Linked DNA regions of Homo sapiens: region 2 is linked to region 1. Evidence: chromatin loops called from intact Hi-C (ENCODE). Cell type or tissue: HCT116. All regions are shown on one strand. Each heading gives the region's core, and the rest is flanking DNA. Links, peaks and the distances in the headings are about the cores only. Region 1 holds the start of KCNIP2 (potassium voltage-gated channel interacting protein 2). Region 2 has its middle 16 kb from the start of LBX1.

The links. Hi-C counts contacts between places; a loop is a spot of excess contacts. Peaks named below come from ENCODE experiments on the same cell type or tissue, not always from the same donor. Only the 100,000 strongest peaks of a DNase experiment are listed, where the experiment ranks them.
Region 2: a loop joins it to region 1, with 5 times the contacts of the local background. A loop is called at or near these places in 4 of 110 quality-filtered maps.

The regions. Positions count from the first base shown.
Region 1 is chr10:101,835,626-101,847,349 of GRCh38, forward strand. KCNIP2 (potassium voltage-gated channel interacting protein 2) reads right to left here and starts at 8,175. Exons shown (of 10, transcript NM_173191.3): 1 at 7,871-8,175. The coding sequence starts at 7,943. It overlaps ARMH3 (armadillo like helical domain containing 3), which reads right to left. Exons shown (of 26, transcript NM_024541.3): 26 at 9,974-11,724. RefSeq lists silencers at 367-661, 491-620, 4,212-4,401, 8,148-8,397 and enhancers at 367-661, 831-1,331, 7,687-8,192. In HCT116, for the core only: CTCF peaks have their summits at 5,214 (motif pointing right) and 8,033 (motif pointing left); DNase peaks (open chromatin) are centred at 4,306, 4,685 and 5,176; H3K4me3 peaks cover 1,803 bases; H3K27ac peaks cover 1,353 bases.
Region 2 is chr10:101,208,081-101,219,804 of GRCh38, forward strand. No RefSeq gene overlaps it. Among named protein-coding and RNA genes, the nearest start is that of LBX1, 16 kb to the right of the region's middle. RefSeq lists enhancers at 6,628-6,697, 6,708-6,757, 8,608-9,199, 9,792-10,383 and a silencer at 6,858-6,907. In HCT116, for the core only: CTCF peaks have their summits at 5,724 (motif pointing right) and 6,821 (motif pointing right); DNase peaks (open chromatin) are centred at 5,731, 6,241 and 6,811; H3K4me3 peaks cover 1,688 bases; H3K27me3 peaks cover 318 bases.

The DNA of each region.
Region 1 (11,724 bases), core at 1,402-9,401:
AGTCCCTCCCTCCTCTTCCCTGCTTCTTCTTGGTGGGGTGTTTGTGTGTGTAAAGGGGTGGGGAGAGGCCTACAGAGCCAATGAGCCACAAGACTAGGGCCTCTGGGTTAGTAACACCATTACTACCGCTGCTGGCTAACGGTGACTGAGCATTCACTATGTACTAGATAATGCACTATGTGCTTACAGGTGTTGTAACACCGAATTTTCACAATAAGCCTATGAAGGCATACTATTATCCTCATATTACAGGTGGTGAAACTAAGTCAAAGAGAAGTTAAGCAAATCTTCAAGATCAGAGCTTCAATTTTAACCCAGTCTGACTCAGCCTTCACTCTAAACCACCACACTACACTGGCTCCCTTCTTAGAAAGCTGGCCCAGCCAGGAGGCCCAATTTAGGGGGATTGGCCCCAGAAGGAGCCCTCCCTCTTGTCCAGCTCTGGGATGACTGTGTCTCAGCCCAATTTGTGGGGTGGGGGCCAGTCCCTAAGGCCCCAGTCGAGGTTGGCTGATCTGCAGTTCTATACAGCCACCACCGGGGGGCACGCGTCCAACCTCACACAGTACCATACACCTTCCTTCTCCCCGACCTGCCCCATCCAGGGAAGAGGTGGGAAGATGACGCTTCACACAGGCTTTTTTTTCTCTTTTTTTTTTTTTTTTTTTTTGAGACAGAGTCTCGTTCTATCACCCAGGCTAAAGTGCGGTGGCGCTAGCGATTCTCGTGCCTCAGCCACCGAATAGCTGGGATTACAGGCGTGCACCACCACGCCCAGCTGATTTTTATATTTTTAAATAGGGTTTTGTCATGCTGGCCAGGCTGGTCTCGAACTCCTGGCCTGAAGTGATCTGCCCCCGTCGGCATCCCAAAGTGCTGGAATTCCAGGCGTGTGCCACCGCGTCTGGCCTCAAATAGGCTTGGTCTGTTCCACTCCTTTCCCCTAGGAAAAAGTCTATTTAGGGATTGCTTGCCAATCCCTAAAGGTTGGATCAGGAGTCCCAGACCAGCCTGGGCAACATGGCGAAACTCTGTCTCTACAAAAAATTAGCCTGGGCTGGGCAAGGTGGCTCATGCCTGTAATCCCAGCACTCTGGGAGGTCGAGGCAGGTGGATCACGAGGTCAGGAGTTTGAGACCAGCCTGGCCAAAATGGTGAAACCCTGTCTCTACTAAAAATACAAAAATTAGCCGGGCGTGGTGGCACACACCTGTAATCCCAGCTACTTGGGAGGCTGAGGCAGGAGAAGTGCTTGAACCCAGGAGGTGGAGGTTGCAGTGAGCCGAGATCACGCCACTGCACTCCAGCCTGAGCAACAGAGCGAGACTCTGTCTCAAAAAAAAAATAATAATAATTAGCCTGGCGTGGTGGCACACACCTATAGTCCCAGCTACCTGGGAGGCTAAGGTGGGGAGTTTGAGGCTGCAATGAGCCATGATTGTGCCACTGTACTTCAGCCTAGATGACAAAGTGAGACCCCATCTCAAAATAAACAAATAAACAAAGATAATATTTATCCAGCACATTTTGTGTCCTGGATACTTTACATGTAGTATCTCACTTAGTCCTCATAATAAACCTGAGAGGTAGGATCTATTATTCCTGTTTTTACAGCTGACATGGTCAGAGTGAGTGATAGTATACCCATTTTGCAGATGAAGGAATTGAAGCTCCCCGCCAAGATAAGCTCCCTGCTTATCTTGGGAAAAAAGAGTGATTTTTTTTCCAAGATAACAGCTGACATGCTAATTAAGAATGAGTTTGGCTGGGTGCAGTGGCTCACGCCTATAATCCCAGCACTTTGGGAGGCCGAGGCGGGTGGATCACAAGGTCAGGAGTTCAAGACCAGCCTGACTCACATGGTGAAACCCCGTCTCTACTAAAAATACAAAAATTAGCCAGGCGTGATGGTGCTTGCCTGTAATCCCAGCTACTCAGGAGGCTAAGGCAGAATTGCTTGAACCTGGGAGGCGGAGGTTGCAGTGAACTGAGATCACGCTACTTCACTCCAGTCTGACTGAAAGAGCAAAACTCTGTCTCAATAATAATAATAATGATAATAATAATGAGTTGTTTAACCAGAGTCAGTGATCTGTCAGCTCCCTCAGGCAGTCTCTCCAATATGTGCGGGGTGTCAAGGAATCCTAGGGCCTACAGCTTAGTTTAGGTAAGGGAGCTATGGGTAATAAAATCAAAAAGGGTCAAATTCCATGAAACCTTGAATGCCAAGCCAGACTATTTGAATGGAAAGGGGCCCCACAACAGCCCCTTCTTGCTCCCTGCTACTGATAACTTGCAGCCAGTTGCCCTGGACCTGGCCCTGGCCCTGGCCCCTCCTTTTCCTAACTCCCACTCTCAACTCTCAGAGACCTTGACCCAGCCTTGCCAGGACTCATGGTCCTAAATCAGCCAGGCATCCTGTGGCAGAGTCTGTCAGGAGTGAAAGGATGAGTTATTTTTCCAGGCTGTCCCTTCTCCCCACTCAGAGACTTCTCAAGTCCTCGGGTTCAGTGAGAAACTTGCCAGATCCATCCTCCCCAAGCATCCCTGTGCCACGAATTTAGCTCTTCACTCAAAGTAAAATCTCTGTGGAAGCAATTTGGCAGAGTGGGAACTCAAGGGAAAACCATCTCGAGGCATGAGGTGGGCCTTCCCCAGATCCCTCAAATCTTACCACAGAGATATTCCTATCATTTATTTATTTATCTCCCCCAGTTCAAATGTGAGTAACACTGCCTTGTGGGGGAACCCACTCTATGCAACTGTCCCACCTTCCCCAGTTTAGCTTTGTCCCACCCCCCACCGCCACTGTTAACCCAGCCAGTGAAGACCTCAAAGCCCTTCTCTCAGTCCCCCAGACCCACACCATTCCCAGCTAGGCCAAAGACACTGCAGCCCCCAGCTGCATCGAGTGATTAATGACCTCCCTAGACGTTGGGGCTATTTTGGGTCCTGGAAGTCATGCCTGCAATGACTGAGAGCTGGCCCTGCCTGGCTCCAGCCATCTGTCACTGGAGACAGGCCCAAGCAGGGGGCTTGGAGGTTGTATGCTCCCCAGAAGATTTCCAGGTATGGTTCTGGCTCAGGACCATCCATCTACCCTCCTTTTGGGGGACAGATGGCAAGGAGAGGCCACAGGCCCTATCTATACTCCAGGGGCTCAAGTGGATACCCATGGAGAGAGCCAGAAAATGACAGATCTCAGAATGCCACAGGACCAGGTTGTTTTGGTCTGTTTGAGGTCAGGTACAGAGGAGACGTTGCGTTCTATGGGCCCTGCCCAAGCAGTCATAAGGAAATGCAAGTGGAGATGTGCATACACCTCAGCAGTGCCGTGGGATACTCAACAATCCACACCTCATACACTCCACAAATTTCACACCAAGGTACAACCTCACGAAGGCTACACAACCAACTTAGAGGCTCAGGAACCCTCAACCCAGTCCTAAAGTACAGAACTCCAGGTACACACAGTCTCAGTGTCACAGAATCCCAGTGATCACAACCCCAGGGAGACACAGACTCAGCCATACATAGCCCAGTGATGCACAACTTAGTAATGCACAATCCCATTAATACACACTCCCAGAGAGAGAGAAAACAGAGACATACAATCCTTAAGCCACACAAGTCTATCAGTCCCATGTCATGTATGAACTTGCTAGCTGAGTTCATGTTGGTCTAGGCCCATCTCAGGGTTTTTTCCTTCTGGACACTGAACCCTTCATCTTAAGACCCCTTCAGCCAAGAAATGCAGGAAAGGACTGAACTTTTTCCCTGCTCTGCTGCAGGCCTCCTCCTTTCATCCCTGGGAGGCGCCCTGCCCCTCAGTTAAGGCCCCCTCCTCTGCCTTCGGTGAGAAGCCCCGCCCCCTCCACCATTGTGAGGGACCTTGATGCCCCTCTCCTTTCCTCTTTGAAGAGCGCTGTCTTCCTCCTGCTCAGTAAGGAGGCCCATCCCCTGCTCCGCTTCTGTCCAGGATCTCGTCTTGGAAGCCCTTTCCTTGGAGGGATGTTGCTCCCTCCATCTATTTGAGGGGCCCTTCCCTCCCTACCTCTGCGGAGCTCCTAACCCACTTCGCTCACTTTTTGAAGGATCCTGCCCCTCCCTTCCCTTCCTCATCATACCTGGGGACAGCGACCCAGTCACCAGCTGGTAGAGGGATCGCGCTGCCTGCCCCAGCGGGCTCCGGCACCTGCGGGGGCATCGGTTCATGGTTTGGCGGCGAGCTCGGCGTCTAAGCTCCACCCCCAGGCCCCGGGGCGGTCCGGTCTCCGCCCTCACCCGGGTAGGCCCGCGTGGGCGGCGCGGGAGGGCCGGCCCGGCAGGCATAGGATCGAAACCCTGGAGCCTTCCCATGTTCTCCTGGCCGCACGAGAGGAGCTCACCCTGGCCCCATCATGTGAAGCAGCCGCCCCCAAAGTTCCTGGACGGGGGGGGGGGGTGGCGGGGAGGGGCGGCGCGGACTCAGCCTTCTCAGGGAGCATTTTTCTGGGTTCTGGCGGGGAGGCCAGGCAGGCACATGTGGGTTTTGAGAAAAGAGCTGGATGGGGAATGAACCGTATCTTTTATTGCCCCCTTTCAGCCCCCCTTTCTCCGCCTGTCGCACTCCTCCCCGCACCCTGCACCCCGCCCCCACCATTTTGGCATAAAGAGCCGAAGGGGTAAGAGGACAGAGTTGTCATGGCAACTCCCCACACTTCCTGGGCCAATGGAAGAAAGCCAGGAGGAAGGAGAAAGAGGCCAGTGTATTGGGGTGGCAAAGAAGAGGCAGCAGAGTTGTGCCCCACTGCCTTCTGTCTCCTGGCTCCAAATTCCTTGCTCTCATAACTGTTTCTATTTGTGTTTGTCTCGGTGCGGCAGGTTCACAGACTACCACCATACGCTGGCTACAGCCGAATGCTTCGAGAAGAGCCCCCCCCGCACCCCCCCCCCACTTCGGTCCCGCTGCGCCCCTTTCCTGGACTCCGGACTCATCTCTATCAGGTTAGACCCCAAGTAAACACTTCCAGGACTCTCTAACGCCTTAAAATTCCTGGGAAAGCCTACGGGAGAGATATAGTCCCGCTCTTTCGACTGGGATCCCGCATGATTGGTTGAAAACCCTACATTTAAGTGGTGAGAATGACCTCCTAACTCTGGGCAAATCTTGTCCACTTGACGGCGACTATCCCCACCGCAAAGCAGCTCCGTGCGCATGGCTCCTCGCAGCCACACGGGGGCGCCCCCGCCCCGGCAACAATACTCAGGGCCGGAGGGACTCCACTGAGATCCCAGTCGGGGGACCGAGCTCAGGGCTAGCCAGCCAGGCTCCAACCCTCTCCGCATCTTCTCTTGGCCTTTCTCTCTTCCGCTCAGACAGGGCCGCTGCTAAACGCGGCCTTTCCCCTCGGAACCGCACTGCCCAGCGGCCCCGCCGGGCTGGGAAGACCTGAGGGATTAGACAGGGGTCCGGGCGGGGCTCGGACTGTTTTTTGTTTTGTTTTGTTTTCCTAAAGAGTCTCTCCCAGCTCCCTTTTGAGCTTGGGGTGGGAGTGGGGAAGTAAAATGTTCGGAGGTACCCAGGATGCCCTGAGGTGTAACTTTCCAGCTGCTTCCCTGCAAGCCTGATGGGCCGGGAAGACGGGAGCTGCAGACTACCCTAAATCCGATCCCAGGAATCCCAACTGCAGGGAAGGGGAGGCGAAGCCTGGCGCGCGCTTCAGCACCGCGGACAACGACTCCCCTTCATGCTTCAGCTTAGGCATCTCTCAGCGCTCAGAGCTCAGCGCCGCCCGCCCGCCCGGGAGTCTTCGTTGACACTGGCGTCCCAACCCGATTTGTCTCCCGCTATAAAATAAGCCGCCCTTCGAGAGGAGAGCTCCTGGTAGTCCTATTTCTACTTTCCAAGTCGTGTGTGGAGCTATCTACAGCTAGGCTGCTGTAGACCCGGACCACAATTCTTGATACTTGTCAACATTTGACCTTTCCATTTTCCTTGGGAGGTAGGCAGGCAGGCAGGAAGTAACATTCCCTTTTACAGATGAGAAAGGTGAGGCCAAGAGAACAAAAGTCACATAGCTGGTACACTTCCATTCCTGACTGAACTGGGGCAGGGCATCTCCAAATACAAATGCTTCCCCCACCCAATCTCATTCAAATAGCCAAGTGGGGAAGGGATGGTTTCACTAAGGGTGAGAACCCATTAAAGCTGGAAGCAAACACTGACTAATGTGATACTATTGAAGGCCCCTAGGCCCTTACTACTCTCAAGAATCCTAAGCTGGTGATGGGAACAGAATTCATGGAAGAGCTGGACAGTGGGTCCTTTGGATTCCATCCAGCTCTGAGGCACATCTGGCATGGTCTCTCATCTGGGGCCAGCCTGAGTGGCTCCCCTGATCCTGACTAGGGCCTCCCTAGGGACAGTGATGGGGGATGGGGGAAGACACATGCTCAAGGCACCTCATCCTAGTCCCCTCCCCCTTCCCAGGTCTCAATCTCACTCCCCTCAGGAAGGACAAGGATCATGGCCTCCCTCCACCTCCCCAGCTTTGTTTTGGCCTCAGGGAGACAGCCTCCCTCCTCCCACTCTGCTGGCTTTCTAGAGCAGGCTGCACAATGAGAGACACAAACACATACATGGAAATGTACCCAGGGTGACACAGTCACCTACACAAACACATGGCTCTTCCTACCAAACCCAGGAACATGCACATGCACAGATGTACTGGCCTCACATACCTCCCCATGTGGGAAAGAGAGGATGCCCGGGCAGCCAAGTGGTTTGGTGGACATGCAGGACACCACATGGCACTTCCCAGGCCTAGAGCTTCTAGCTCTGTCTCTGGAGGGGAAGGAAGAGGATGTGTTTTCCTGGGGTTTGAGTGAAGTTCTGAAAGGTTTGTTGGGGGTTGAAGGATTCAGTTGTAAGAATAATCTCAGTACATGATTTGGTGTGGGGAGAGAGGGCTGACCCAGCACTAACTAAAGCCTCCCTACAGGGGCCAGGTGCTGGAGCCATAAGGTCTCTTGGAAACCAGACTGGGCAGCTGAACACTAAAGTCCCTCCTTGGGTCCACCTGGGCTATTTGTGGAAAAATTGGTGAAGGAGTGGGGTGTACTAAAGACCCCTATCTGTACCAGGAAGCCAGAGAGGCAGCAGGGATGAGACACGTCATAGACACTCACAGAGCCCCGCTGCAGACATCACCACATGAAAGTACACAACTAGCACTGAACACTAATCTCACAACCACAAAACACAACACAACCTACTTTAACAAATTCTTGCCCAGAGGGCTTATGGTCATGAAGGCTTACAAAGAGACAAGCCACCCTAAAGTAGAGCCCTGACACATTCTGGTAGTTACACACCACTTCATACAGAATTACACACTCACAACACATCGTTGCACATAGAGACACATGGTCAAAACAACTTCATCAGTACAACCAGGGTCCTACGCAAACTCAAACATCTGACGAGACCATACAATTGCACTGCCACATACAATCACACTCACCCTAGCTGTCACCAAGCCCAGGGCACATGGCAACCAGCTGTGGGAGGTGCGCGCGCACACACACACACACACACAGAATGACAGGTGCTCACGCACGTAACACCTCCCACTCCAGACACCCTCTCAGCCCTGTGTCACATACGCCCACACCTGCTGCCTCTCCACACCTGCCTCTTCTGTTCCTCCCCAACCCCTGCGGGACCCAAGGCTTTGAACCCCCAGTGTCCTGCCGCCCAGACCGGCCATAAGAGTGCCTGGGAATGGGGCAGAGTGTGGGTGCGGGCCAGGCCGGGGTCGGAGAGGCGGAAGGGTCTGGAGGAATGGAATCCACCCTCCCTCCCGCGACCCCCACGTCACTGACTCACCCGTGAGCTGGTCGTAGGAGCCGTCCAGGTCTCGGGAATCGGACAAACTCTCCTTGCGGCCCTGGCCCCGCATGGCCCCCGGCGCCCCGCTCCCGCCCGGGCCGTGGGAGGGGGCGCCGGGTGGCCGGGATAGGGCGCTCACACGGCGCCCCCTGGCGGCCTACTGTGCTGTCGGGGCTGGGGAAGTCCGGGCTGAGGCTGAGTCTGGGAATGGGCCCGGGGTCTGAGGTCTACCCGGAGGTCCTGGAGCAGGAGAGGGAACACTAGGCAGCAGGTGAGCGCAGAGCCGGAGGCAGAGCGGAGCTGAGCGCGGAGCCGAGCCGAGCTGCCTCTCTCCTCCCGCCCCCTCCCCGCGGCTGTCACCGCCTCCTCCCCTCTTTGGCGCTGCCGGGATTGGCTCCCCCTACCCCCGCCCCCCACCCTTTGCAGCCCGGGGGAGGCACCCGGTGAAAGGGTGAACTGCAAAGTGCGGGGAAGGAGACTAGCTCCCCAGCAATCTGCCCCTAAAGCAGAAGTCACGGGGCTTGGCGGGGGGGGGGGGTGGGGGAGGAGGAGAGCGCGGGACAGAAGAGCCCCACTGAGAGGAGGAAACCCCGCCCCCAATTCTCAGGCACCCCGTCCCCCTTCGTCAACACAGTTCTGGCTGAGGCAGAGCCTGGGGTATCATATCTGAGTCCCCGCTCCGTTTGTCTCCATGTCAGCCTGTATTTTCTCTGTTGTTCCTCCTCCCGTGTATGCGTCTCTCGTGGTCCCAGACAGTCCCCACCGTGCTTAAAGCAGGTTAGGGATGCAAAGGAAGAGTCAACCCAGCCTCTAATATTAGCAGGCTCATCGTGGGCCAATGGACTACTGTTTCATCTTCTCTCAAGTTCCAGAAGGACCCCAACTCTCACCCACTCCAGGACCCCGTCTCTGGAACCTATTCACTCTCAGGGTGCCTCCTTCACTGATCTAATGAACCCCATAGGCCGACTAGGAAGATAAAAAAACTAGTGAACCAGGTCAGTTTCTCAAGACATCCTTGCTCTTTTGTTCCTCCCCTGCAGCAACTTTTCTGCCCTTCTCTTTTGTCACCTGTCCTGTCCTAGATTCCTTGTTTTCCAGCAGATATGGGGAGCAACTGACAGGTTTGGGGATCCAAGTCAGGATACAGAGTAGGAAAGAAATGCCCTTGTTATGAAACCCCTTCCTTAAGATTAGCTCCTTTCCAAAGGCAGGGCTAGCACGGAAGCTGGGCTGCCTCATCTCCCAGGAATGGATCCTGAGTGTTTTGAGCGTCACAGGTCTGACCTTCCTCAGGATGCTTCCTGGGCTCCACACCCAAAAGCCCCCCAACCCGTTGCTATGAGGATGAGGGGACCTTGTCTGGTGGGTCCAAAGGAGTGACCTGTTAAGACCAAAAACTTTAAAGTGACTCAAGCACACTTAATCTCTTCAATTGGCTTTAATTTCCAACCACTTGATTTAATCAACCCAGCAGGAATTGTGGCGGGAGTTCAGGCCTAAGAGGGGGACAAGTGGCTGAGGGTAAGATTGTCTTTAGGAGCAATGCCCTGCGCTTGGATCTCCCTTGGCTCTGGAGGAGGCTCCACAGACCTGGTATAGAGGCTGGGCATAGAAAGTGCTTGGGCAGCTCCTGTTAAGGTTGATTTCCAGGAGAGAATGGGCACTCTCGTTTGGAGTTCTGGGATAGGTATATGTGAATAAACTGGTCAAGAGAAGGGCCTTTACAATGGAGGGCAAGGAGCCCTCTGCTTAGTGCCCCATGCCCTAGACCTGTCCTCATTCACTTGGAGGAAAGGCTGGCAGGAATCCGTAAGTGGCCAAATGGGTTGGCTTGCCTCCTCAATACCACTAAGTTTGGAGATAAGGGAACTAACTCTCTTCTCCCTCCTTCTACCCAGAGGACAAGAGAGGTTACAGCTCTCCGAACCCAACTGACCTCTACTAGGGCCAGGAGACTCAGAGGAAGGAGGAGAGTTCACAAGGGCAGGTAGGGGTCCCCTAGCCAGATGGCAGCAGCACCTAGGAGATTACCTTACCTCTATCTTTGAGGAATGAGTCTGGGCAACAGAGATTAAGGAAAAAAAAAGCAACACTAAAGACAGTCCCACACAAATCAATTTTTAATAATTTCAACTTGCCACCAGCTCCAAATCCAGCTGCCTTGGGGATTTATCACCAGGGAAAACACTAAATGCCCCAGGCTGAGCTATCCATCCAGTGATCAGATGACCCAGCCTGTGATCTCTTAAGAACCTACATCTACACATGGCAGCCTGTTAGTGGCTTCTCTGGAACTAGTGCATAGCTGCTCAATGTTAGAGCCAGAACTCTGGTTCCCAGGGAGGGCGAGTATCCCAAAGAGATTTGAGGTTAAATGGATGGCAGTCCAGGTGGTCCCAGACATGCTCTCACTGCTGAATTCCTGCACTTACTCCTAGAATATACCAGTGCTGTTTGCTCCCGCCATCCTGAGGGCTTTAGAAAGTGCTTTAAAAAGGGAGGATCTCGAAGCAGCAGCTATTTCAGAGGCAGCTGTTGGGAAAGCCTATAGTGGTTCCATGGAGGCTATCCAAGGGAGGAACCACAAGCCAACTCCCCATAAGTCAGGAGATTTGCCTGTGGCCCCACCCAGAATCTGAGCGGACAGAATGGAGGCCTTATGCATGATGCTCACCTGGCCTGTTTCAGATGGAGGGCACCCTACCCCCAGAAAGTTCTCTCCCTCCCAGGCACTAGACCATGACAGGAATAGATTCCTCCCCAGAGGAAATTCTCAGGCAGGTTGGATGTAAACAACAGCAGGGTAAGGGGGTGGAACACGTGGAGGGGAGCTCAGCAGAGGCAGGAGAGGCTGCCAGAGGAGGGGGGGCTAAGGGAGGTGGGGGAGCTGCTGGAAAGGGAACCAGCAAAGTAGGCACCTTGAGGGCTCCAGAAAGCCTGTCAATGTTTATTTCATACACACCCTAAAGACAGTAAAGCAGATTAGAAATTAAAAGTTAAGGTGGTGACCCTATTGTGCTGATGAGTCAAATGGGCCAGAAGAAGGGGAAAGCTAACGGTACTCCTGGTGCCAAAACTAAAATTCAAAAGGCGGTGACTGGACAGCAGAGCACTGGGCAGATTCTCATCTCCAGTTTTCCCAGAGAAGTCAATTCTGAATTCAGAAAATAGGAAAACTGGCTGGGTGTGGTGGCTCACGCCTGTAATCCCAGCACTTTGGGAGGCCAAGGTGGGTGGATCATGAACTCAGGATATTGAGACCATCCTGGGTAACATGGTGAAACCCCATCTCTACTAAAAATACAAAAAATTAGCCGGGCGTGGCACACGCTCCTGTAGTCCCAGCTACTCGGGAGGCTGAGGCAGGAGAATCGCTTGAACCCAGGAAGCGGAGGCTGCAGTAAAGCCGAGATCACGCCACTGCATTCCAGCCTGGGCGACAGAGTGAGACTCCGTCTCAGAAAAAAAAGGAAAAAGGTACCCTATTCCTATCTTACCCTAAATCTGAGCCAAAGGTCCCGATGACTGGACAAAGTGCCAGTGCAGGCAGGGGACACAGATTTCAAGCCAAGCACAGCCCCAGGCCCAAAGGAAGCAGGATGTAGCTCCAGCTATATCTGAGAGTTGATCTGTTTTCAGAAGCCGAGCAGAGCCACTGACTTTCAGGGTGCTGGCATTACCCTGAGGCTTGCCTCACCAGCTCCCGAAAATTAGTCAGTAGCTACAGCTTGTAACCTCAAGATTGGAAATGTGAGGGGCTGTTTAGGGAGCCCACTCTGGAAGTCCCCACATTCCTGGAGGCCTCTCCCCACTGTGCCCACCCATTCCTCCCCAAATAAGATTATCCC
Region 2 (11,724 bases), core at 2,114-10,113, 630 kb before region 1:
GTATTTTTAGTAGACACAGGGTTTTCCTTTGTTGGTCAGGCTGGTCTCGAACTCCTGACCTCAGGTGATCCACCCGCCTCGGCCTCCCAAAGTGCTGGGATTATAGGCATGAGCCACCGCGCCTGGCTAACAGAAATTCTTGAGTTTGCAGAATGGAGGTTAAAAAAAGAAACAACTACCGGCCGGGCGTGGTGGCTCACGCCATGCCTGTAATCCTAGCACCTTAGGAGGCTGAGGTGGGTGGATCACCTGAGGTCAGGAGTTCAAGACCAGCCTGGCCAACATGGTGAAACCCCGTCTCTACTAAAAATACAAAAATTAGTCAGGCATGGTGGCACACGCCTGTAATCCCAGCTACTCAGGAGGCTGAGGCAGGAGAATCACTTGAACCCGGCAGAGATTGCAGTGAGCTGAGATCACGCCATTGCACTCCAGCCTGGGCAACAAGAGAGAAACTCCATCTCAAAAAAAAAAAAAAAAAAGGAAAAGAAACAACTGAAACTCCCTCTGCTTATGAGATCAAAAGAACTGGCTAACACTGGTTGGAACCAACATGGACAACTGGAGTCTGCGCAGGATGAACTTGCTGATGGCACCGACTGAATTTCCACTGCATGTTTCATACTAACTCCCCTTGAATTTGCACATGCGACCCATGAGATCCCAGGAAGAGATAACTGCGCATGCCCAGGGACTTTCCAGATCTCCCCTTTCCTTTCACCAATGATCTGCTCATCTCAGAATCCACCCCCTGAACCTTTTCTAATAAAAATACTGCTTTGAAGCCAAGACGAGGAGACAGATTTGAGCTTCACACTCATGTCTGCTTGTGAGTCAACTTGCAATAAAAGCCTTTCTTTTCTCAAAACCTGGCACATTGAGCAGACAGCCCCCTTTGGCTCATAACAATTGTATATGAGAATGATGCAGCTGCCCCGGGGAAGAGAGAAGAAACTGCTAATTTCCCACCAGTATCCATTCCTTCCTTGTTTTGTTAGTATGCCTGAGTTTTGGTTGGGCACATGATCACATGACTAAAGTTTACACTCCCCAGCCTCCCTTGCAGCTTATTGAGTCAATACAACCAAATTCTGATTGATGGTTAGGACGAGGTCAGATGTATGCCACTTCTGGGTTATGACCTTAAAGGAATGGGTGTGTGCTCCCTTTGCCCTTTCCTTCTTCCCACTGAGTGGGAGGCAGACATGATGGCAGAAGCTAGAGCAGCCACTTTGAGCCCACCAGTGGGAGTTACCATGAGCCCCAAACAATGACTGACTATGACTGACTGTAGTAGGTGCTCAATAAATAATTTTGGAGGGTCCTAACTCACTTAATCCTCACAATAATCCTATGAAGTCCAACCAAGTTTACAGGTAAGGAACCTGAGACACAGGTTGAGTAATTGCTATAAGGTCACCAAGGGCAAGATTTGATTCCAGGCAACCAGGTTCCAGAGTCCATGCTTTTAGTGATGACAACATATAGAACAGAGATCTATACACTGAACTGTTATGTGAAAAAGAATAGACACCTATCCCTGTTAGTCTATGTATTGGGGGACCTCTTTGTCACAGCAGCTTAAATATACCTTAACATACCCTCTGTGTCACCCCAGAGGCAAACATAGGTCTCCCCCTCTCCACACTCCCCCTAGGGCCAGTAACCAAGCAGGCAGGCTCCTGGGAGGCTTCTGAGAGGGCTCCCTAGGGGATGAAGTTTCCTAATTGGTTCAATTTGTTTTCACTCCAGACTCTATATTCCTAAAAATCAGAAAAGTCTTCATCCCACTTGGGTCTCCAGCTGCTGAAGTACCATGCACACTCACAAGCCCTCCCTTTCCTCCAACCTAGCAACACAAAGACATGGGTACACACACACTACACCCCAATGAGAAAACAGCCCTTCGTCTCCAAAGGGTAGTGTTTTCTCTGAGTTCTTTAAATTAACTAACATTTCAATAGTTTTGCGGTTTACAAGCTATCGCCATGGAAAAAGGGCCTGGTAAAGTAACCAAGAAATGTTATTAAGTGAAAAAAGTGAATTTCAGAATAGGACACATGCTCTGTTCTTATTTCTACACATATATGCACACATCTATATGTTTGCAAAAATGCAGCTCTGTCTGTGGAAGTAGTGGCTGCTCATAACCACCGTGGGAGATGGAACCGGTCTTAGTATCACCCGCCTTTACAGATGAGGAAACTGGCTTAGCGAGGCTGAGGAACAGCTAGAAGGAGTGAGACCCGTGCTTTGCTCCCCTGCCCCACAGTTCAAAGCCCTGCTCTTTCTATTAGACCTATCTCCTGTCATTCTAAGTCCATGTCACTCTAGCTTATTGTCCCCATAGTCTGCCCAGCTCACTGCTCCCTGCCCCATCTTTGGAAGAAAACCAGGGATGTGGAGGGGGCATCTCTGGGAGGGCTATTCTGGGAGGCCTCACTGTCTGCTTATGATCAGTAACGCTAGGTATTCCAAGGCAGTAGGTCTCACCCCCAGGGACAAAGAAATCCCAATAGCTGGAGACCATGACAGAAATGTACTACAGCTCAGCCTGTGTATTTTTAACACGTTCCCCAGAACTTGATGTGAGTTTCTCAGTGACTGAAACTGATATTAAGTAAGCCCAATTTTTTTTTTTTTGAGACAGAGTTTCCCTCTTGTCACCCAGGCTGGAGTGCAGTAGCACAATCTCAGCTCACTGCAACCTCCGTCTCCCAAGTTCAAGCAATTCTCCTGCTTCAGCCTCCCGAGTAGCTGGGATTACAGGTGCCCACCACCATGCCCGGCTAATTTTTGTATTTTTAGTTGAGACGGGGTTTCACCATGTTGGCCAGGCTGGTCTCGAACGCCTGACCTCAGGTGATCCACCCGCCTCAGCCTCCCAAAGTGCTGGGATTACAGGCATAAGCTACTGTGCCTGGCCCCAATTTCTTTTTGAAGAAGGTAATTGGCATGGGTATTTTCCTTCTTTCTTCCCCCCACAGAGATCAGTTACATATCTTTGGTGGGAAAGGTGAGCTGGGAAGAAAAGCCCACTCAGTGTGGAGCCCTGGGGAGCTGCAAATAAGAGACCCTCACATGCCCACAAGGATGAGCTCTCTGAGGGAGGGGACTGCCCTGCCTGGACTCCAATCTCGGGATCATTCCCCCTTCTGTCTCCAGAGCTCACTGCTCAGGCCAGGAGAAGGTTTCCCTGGGCTTACCAACACCTCTACATCTGGCACTGAAATTCTTGAATAGTCACCAGCATTTGGACTAAAATGTGCCTTTTGCAAAGCACCCTGTGAAGACATTAGCTCATCTGACCCTGAGTGCACCCCCCTGAGACAGGGAATATTATGGTCAACTCACAGATGATGAAACTGAGGCTTCGAGAGATGAAGTGACTTGCCAAAGTCCCACAGCTAGGAAGTTACAGACTTAAGCCCAGGATATCTGATCCCACATATCAGGTGGATTTCCTCATTTGGAAGTCACGCTGGGGAGGAGTAGATGGGAAGGGGAGAGATTCTGCAGTTCTCCCAGAAGAGTCTGGGAAAGGGAAAGAAGGAGAAAGAAGGAGTAGGCTGCTTCATAAAGGGAAGATTCTCAGGCCCCACTGATTCTATTTCAGTGGCTATGAAGTGAGGACCTGAAATCTGTGTTTTCAAGCTCAGACTAGCCAGCCGGGCCCATCAACAGCTCTCCCTTGCTGCCCTCCCATCCTGGGGGAAGGGAAGAGGGACACGAGGTATCCTGGCTCTAGTGCAGTGACTCCAGGGACCCCAAGATGTCCATTCTGGGAGGACACTCTGCCAGGGAAAACTACTTAAGACCCCAAGAGAAAAAGGATGGAAACAGATGGAAGGGGGACAGAGGATCTCCTTCACCTCTTTCCCCACCTAAGGCTTGGGGCTCAGGATTCTCATTTTCCTGCTACTTACAGTAAGTGGAAATTCCCAATACTTGTGGCTAATCTGTGTCTAGGGGGGATTCCCGCTCTCTGGACATGGCAGGTGGGCAAGAGGGGATTGGGGACAGAGTTCTGGGAGACTTATAAACAATCACAGAGCATTGCCTCGAATGAAAGGCTGTCACCAGATCTCAGGTCGCAAGGGACTTTTGAAGCCCAGTACCCCTCCTGTCACACAGTAAGACACAGTACTCCCCTTTCTCTAAGGACAGTCTCAAAATCGAGGACAAAGACCTAAAGCGACCTTAACAGACTGCCTCCTCCCACACCTGCCCAGGGGTTCTTCCCACTCTGATCCTTGCTTCTCCTAAACGTTCAGGGCTGGAGAAGGTCCTGCAGTTGGGTGGGAGCAGGTCTCAGGAGTGGGTCTTGGGTGAGTGTGGCTCTGCAGGGTCAGGAGTTCAGTGTCAAGACATGGTGGCAGCCTGAGCCTGTGTAAGGGAGTGTTTGGTGCACCACAGAGTCAGTACATGTGTATGTCAGGCATGTGAGGGCCCTCATGGGGCATAGAACTTCCTGCTGCACTCACTACCTATTAGGTTTTCTGCCAGGATGTCACCAGAAGCTCAGGGATCTCTGGCCCTTCTAGAAGTGCCAGGCAGGGCTGTCGCCACCTCTTACCACTTTTTATCTACTCTGAACAATTCGCGCAAGACCCATGGACTGAGCCTGGGTTGGCACTCACTCTTCCCCTGACCTTTCCATCTGCAGTGTGCTAGCTGGGGAACGTGGCCCGTCCGTCAGGCCTGATGATCACACTGTAGAGAAAGAAATTTATTTTTATTTATGCATTGTTACATTTATTTATTTATTTATTTATTTAGAGACAGCATCTTACGCCGTCACCCAGGCTGGAGTGCAGTGGCGTGATCTCGGCTCACTGCAACCTTTGCCTCCCAGATTTGAGTGATCTTCCTGCCTCAGCCTCCAGAGGAGCTGGGACTACAGGCATGCGCCACCACACCCAGCTAATTTTCGTATTTTTAGTAGAGGCAATTTCTCCTTGTTAGCCAGGCTGGTCTCGAACTCCTGACCTCAGGTGATCTGCCGGTCTCAGCCTCTCAAAGTGCTGGGATTACAAGCATGAGCCACTGTGCCTGGCCTATGTATTTATTTTTTTGAGACGGAGTTTTGCTCTTGTCACGCAGGCTGGAGTGCAATGGCATGATCTCAGCTCACTGCAACCTCTGCCTTCCTGATTCAAGTGATTCTCCTGCCTCAGCCTCCCGAGGAGCTGGAATTACAGGCGCCCACCACCACGTCCGGCTAATTTTTGTATTTTTAGTAGAGACAGGGTTTCACCATTTTGGCCAGGCTGGTCTCGAACTCCTGACCTCAGGTGATCCACCCTCCTCGGCCTCCCAAAGTGCTGGGATTACAAGCATAAGCCACCGCGACCGGCAATTTCTGCATTGTTACTTTTAAGTGACAAGTAAACATTGTATATATTTATGCTGTGAAATATGATGTATATACTGTGGTGCAGGGGAAGAAATTTCTAACCTCCCAGGTATCCTATCAGCTGGGAGGAAGCTGACCCCACAGCAGGAGGGAAAGAGGTAAGATTAGCACAGAACTCACAGTGCGGGTGGAACTCAGCAACACTGAGTCTCCCTTCCCTGTGCAATCCCATGAAGATCGGAGGAACCCTTGTGCGCCTTTGGGAAAGGGACTTCCTCCCTATAGGCAGGAGGGTAGCTGAGATGACCGCGAGCCAGTTAGAGGAATTTCGCTGCCTCCAGCCCCGCAGCCCGCCGCAGTGCCAAATAACAGACGGCAGAGGGCGCTCCTACCTAACCTTTCCCATGCCGCGGAGGGTGCGAGGACCGGAACTTTGCGAGCCGAGAAAGTTCTGATTTTTTTCCGCAGTGTTCTGATCTTTGCCCGCAGTGTACCGGGGATTGAGCTGGGGGCCGGGCTCGGGTAGGAATAGGGATGAGAGGGGCTCATAAGTAGACCCCCCCCCCTTTTTTTTTTGAGACGGAGTGTCACTCTGCCGCCAGGCTGGAATGCAGTGTGGCGCGATCTCGGCTCACTGCAACCTCTGCCTCCTGGGATTACAGGCGTGAGCCACCGCACACGGCCAGAGAACCCCCCCTTTTTTTTTTTGCTCCCCGCCAGCAGAGACATGGGGTGGTCCCTTCCTCAACCCCACGCCAAACCCAAACCCTGAAACAGTGTCCCGCACATCTGCCGGGTCCAAGTGAGAGTCCCCTAGCCACACCCCTGCAATTCCTTGCGGCCCTCTACTAAAGGCTCCGTTCCAAGAAGTGAGGGTGAGAGGTCGGGCGCGGTAGCTCACACCTGTAATGCGGCAGCTTTGGGAGGCCGTGAGTTATGATCATGTCACTGGACTCCAGCCTGAGTCAGAGTGACAGACAGAGACCCCTGTCTCTATTTTTAAAAAGAAGTCCGGGCACGGTGGCTCACGCCCGTAATCCCAGCATTTTGGGAGGCCGAGGTGGGAGGATCGCTTGAGCCCAGGAGTTCAAGACCAGCCTGAGCTATATAGTGAGACCTCGTCTATACTAAAAGTTAAAAAAAAATAGCCAAGCGTAGTGGTGCGCGTCTGAGTAGTACCAGCTACTCAGGAGGCTGAGATGGGAGGATCGCTTGAGCCTGGGAGGTGGAGACTGCAGTGAGCCGAAATAGCGCCATTGCACTCCAGTCTGGGCGATACAGTCTCAATAATAGTAATAATAATAATAATAATAAAGTGGGGGTGAAGCGTGTTCACTCAGGAGCTTGTAGTTTGGGAGTGGGACCGCGTCAGGATGGCTATCCGGGCTCCGGATGGGTGGGGAAAGGGGTGGCTTAAGGGCGGGCACTGCTGCTGAGCGTCAAGTACCGCTAGGTGGCGCTCGAAGCCCGCGTCACAGAGAAGCGGGGCCTTTCGAACACCTGTGCTCAAGAGGGGGCGGGCTTGGAGACCCGAGAGGGCTGCAGGAAGAAAGAGCCTGGACCCTAGGATCCTCCCTGAAACAGCGGGATGGCCTGGGTACATGGGGCCATTGGGCAGCCATCGTTCTCCGGAGGCTTAAAAGGGGCGAGGTGAAGAGGGGGGCAAAAGCGTGGCAGGCGCTGCGAGGGAGAGAGGAGGCATCCCCCGGCCTTCCCCAGGACCTGGAGGGGTGGGAGACTGTCGTCGGCACACCTGCCTCTCTGAATTTATGGATTCCGTTCTGAGGCTGCTAGGAGAAGAATTCGGGGTCTTAGAGGCCACATTTGGCCCAGGAGTCAAACATACAAGGGCACGCTCATCTGTTTTTCTCCCAGGATACGCGGGTCTGTGTATGAGCAGCTGCTCTGAGCTTGCGACTGGGAGGGCAGAGGGTGTAGACTCCCGCGTCCCGGGGCTCCCTTCCTCGCTCTTCCTTCGGACACCCACAGCAGCTGCTCCTGGGGAATCTGCCCCCAAGTTTCGAGGAACTGCCCCCCAGCGCCCAGGAGGAAAGGGGAATGGGGCTGTAAACGTGTCTAATTCAGACCCGTTATCCAGATCGGAATTAGTTTCTCGCGGACACCTCCGCGCCGCGGGCCATTCTCTGCCTGGGGCCTTTCTTGGACCGATCCATAGGGCCTCGACTGGCTTCCACGGCGCTTGCAAATTAGAGACTCTGATGCCTCAAATTTGTGGGGTCCTGCCTCCAGCTCATCCCCCTCTCCCGAGGCTTGGCCTAAAGGCACCATCCCTGCCACTCCTCACCCCCTGAATTCAGTCGGGGGCCTGTGTGGAGGGAAAGGAAAACCTGGAGAGACCAAGTGGCTGCACTGCCACCGCGCAGGCATGGATCCTGCCTGGCCGCCGTCTGGGAACTCGAGATCCGAGGAGGGGCAAAAGCCGCCGGCGCCGGGGTCAGGCCTGGTGGACCCGAGCTCCTTGGTGAGACCTGGACCCACCGTCTTCTCCTTCAAAAGCACAGGGTGGCAGCGGGGAAAGGATACGTTCCCATTGAAGGGGCGATGGAAAACTGGAATCAGAGACTGAAGGAGGCGGGGCATGGGACCCCGGAAGATGCCTCCCAGACGTTCCAGGCCTGCTTGCCCGGCTCCGGAGGTCTTAGCAGCATCCTCGGAGGTTGCCAAACACCTGGGAAGGGGGTAGGTGGAGCTTGAAAGGACTCTGGGTCTCTCTTTGGGAATGCAAAGTCCCCTCAACTCTCCTGGCCCTCCCATCCGCCCCCCACCCGCGCCAGCGTGTGGTAGCCCCGAGCCTAGCACGCTGAGATGTGGGAAGGTGTGGGTCTGCCCAGTGGGTGGCCCCGACAGAACGAATCCGAGGTCCTGGGAGGAATTGGGAGACGTGAAGAGTTGGGTATCTGCCGCCCCAAGGTGGGGCCATCCGCTTGGCAGTTTCGGCTCTGCGGGCGGCGCGGCCTCGCGCGGAATCTAGCCAGCCCCTGAGAGTCCCCGCCCCCTCCCCGAGGCCCAAGGTATTAGTGCTGCTTGATCAGACCTCATTTCCTGCGAAAATGGAAACATATCCAGGGTCCTTAATAAAGTGAATGACGAGGCTTCGGTGTAATTGGGCTTCCGTTTGGTGGCTATTTCCTTAAACTGAGAGTGGAAAAAAATGTAAACTCACAGCGCTCAGATGTAATTATATGATTATCAAAAGGAGTGCAGGATGGATTAGCCGAGCAACGACCTAGAGTCTGAGAAACGGGCAGGCACAAACGCTTACTCAGACCAAGGGACCCAGAAGTCCCGGACTTCCACACCAGCCCCGCATCCAAGCGCGCGCCTTTGAAACCTTCGGCCTCTCCTGCCAGCCAGAGACCCGCCCTGCCGTTGCCATCGGGACACGCGGGATCTTTATTTATACGCTGGGGTGGGTCTTTTCCTTCCTCGCAGAGGAGGAGCGTCCTCTAAGGCAAGGGGGGTGGGTGCTGGCTACGAGTCCCCTGACCGCCTGCCCGGCCCGCGTGCGCTGGCTGCATATTTCTATGCATAATCCAATTTTCTCCGTGACTATCTAGTTAAACTCTTTAACAACAGCTACATAATTAGAATTTGGATTCCCATTAATTTTCCTTGGGCCTCGAACCATTTGCAGCTCACACTGGTAATTAATGCGATACATCACTAACTTTACCCAGCGCAGGCCGGCCCGGCTCAGGTCGCTCGGCCAGCGCCTGGCGCCCTCGAGCGGGACCCTGACTCCTGACCCTGCTTCCCAGGTGGGAGCCGTTTTCCTCCTTCCAAAGCCAGATGCCTCGGGCCCGCGAACCAAAAGCCTTCTTTCCAGGAAATTTCACAATTAAAAATATTTATCGGGAGCAGATTTACGTTTCTGGGTTTCCAGTCTCGGGGCGTCTGGGTAGGCTATTAAGAGTAATTAGCATCTTTTGCGCATGCAGATTTACTTCGCTCATTGCCACATAACTCATCCCTAAAAGCCGGCGCAGGCGAAAGCAGGCGCCGCCGGCGGAGCCGCTGCCACAGCTACCGCCGCTGCCCGCCCGAGCCCCCCTCCCCTCCTGCGCTGCCCGCTCCCAGTCTCTCCGGCCCGAATTGTCCGCTCCAGGCCCCAGACGCTGAACACGGAACGAAAAGGCTTCCATCCTGGAGACCTGGAGACGAGTGACGCCAGAGCGACCTCGTGCGGTTGGGGAAGGCCCAGACTAGGCTCTCCAGGCTGGGGCCGCGCCGTCTGGACCCCAGGCATTGCGACCACGCATGTGTGTGCACCACCGAGTGGGCGCTTGTGTGTGTGCACGCTCACGTGCGCGCGAGTGCACAGGAGTATGGTTGCTAGTGCGCGTTCCTGAGAGGGCGAAGGGGCGCGTGGAAAACGAGCTGATCACCATCCTCCCCTTCCCTGCAGCCCACCGGTTCCCAGGACGACGCTCAAACGTCAGTCCTAGGCCACCCACCTAGGGCACTGAGTTTCAGAGGGAGACTCGGGCCCCTACCTTGCCTCGAATTCCCTTCTACAGAGCCAGTTCCATCCAGCCAAACGGCCTGGAGCACTCAGCGCCCAGCCGGGGGAACTGGGAGGCCCAACACCCGGCTGCAGCCGAGCGCATGGCTGGCCTGGTACCGGTGAGAGGCCGCCAGAGAAAGCGCAGGCGGAGCCGGGGGTCACTGAACAGAGACTTTCAGGGTCGCTGGGGGGCGGCTGGAGACGATGAGGCCACGCGACTGAAGGGATTGGGGGGTGAGGAGTGGTGGTGGGGGCGGACAAAGGGACAACGTGGCGGTGGACGAACCAGGGCCAGAGAGGGCCGCTGTGGCTCCCGCTCTTCGGGCCGAAGCACCCACCACGGGTTCGTTATTAACGCGCTGGGAAGTCCGCAATCCGCCCAACTTTCTTCTCTTTAATGAGCCTAGAAGAGGCTGCCCTGAAGGGGTTTGTTCATTAAAGATGTAGCTGGAGGAATATTGTCTCATTAATTATCTGGTTTTAATTACACTCCTACCCTTTGAATCCAGAGATGGGAAAAGTTGATTTGGTGGCGCCGCCCCCTTGAGCTTAAAGGGTCGGCCTGGCTAGGGGACCAGGAGGGGCTGCATGGGGACTGCTTGCTCCCGGGAGGGTGTGGGCAGGAGTCTGGTGTATATCCGGCCAAGAATCCCTTTGCGACGTGTCTCCATGCCTGGGTGTGTGTGTATGGACCTCCGTGTGTCTGCGTGTGTGTGACCACGTGCGGCTGAGAGGCCATGTAGACGTGACTTGGGTGTCTATGTGTGCTCCCTGCCTGTGTGTAGTTCTGTGTCTGGGTGTACATATGGGTAGCTGAGTGTGTCTATAGACAGGCCCGAGCAGGGGTCTAAGTGAACAGCAATGTGACTGGGTAACTGTGTCTGTGGTGTCTAAGACGGTGGCTTCCTGCCCGTCAGCTCAAGTGACAGTGACATCTCTGGGTCTCTGCATATATCCCCATGTAGATGAATGTTGTGGGGCGGGGTGGGGGTCCATGGCTGGGGCATCCCAGGAGCTGGACTACTCCAAGGACATGGCTCGGTTTCCAGGGTCCCCAGAGCTGGGACGCCGCCGGGAAACCATGGTCCTGGAGGGGAGGGAGTTATTTGAGGGGGTGCTTGTCCCTGCCTCGTCCCTTGTCAGGCCCCGCGCGGCGCTAAAGCGGGGGCCGTTTTCCCTTTAAATCGCGGACACTTTGACAGGGGACATTAAGGACCCGGCTGCTCAGGCTGAGCAGATCATAAAACCGGACAGGCAATTTCTGCTCCCGCCAAATAGCCGGGCAAACTCGTTCTGCATCTTTGGTTTTAATGCACTAAACTGGCAGCTAAGCAGGGAGCGAGCAAAAGGGGGGTGGGAAGCCCCCCCCCCCACATACACGGGCGCACACACCGGCACAGGCGCAAACACTCCTTCACACCTTTGGACCCCACACCCCGCCCCGGCCCTCCAACACCAGAGGAATTATCAACTAGAATTTGATTAATATGCAAATCGCAGGCAAACAGCTCCATATAATTCTTTCAGTGGAGAGTAATTAATCACCAGTTAAAGCAAATTAATACATATATCAATTTTGTCAGAAACATGCTTAGTTCAATCGCCCGTAAAATTGAAGTTTGAAGTATTAAGAGGCTCTGCAGAAACGCCAGGACTAAAACTTTCAAATTGATCCTATTTAGTAATCAATCAGGCTCTCCCCTCAGGTTAATCTGCCTAATTTTTCATCTCAAATCATACACTTTACTGACACGCCATCTAGCAAACAGTCGATAAAAAGTTAACAAAAATGATAACGACTCCAGCCAGAGCCATTGTGCAGGGCGGGTGGGCGGCCGCGGCT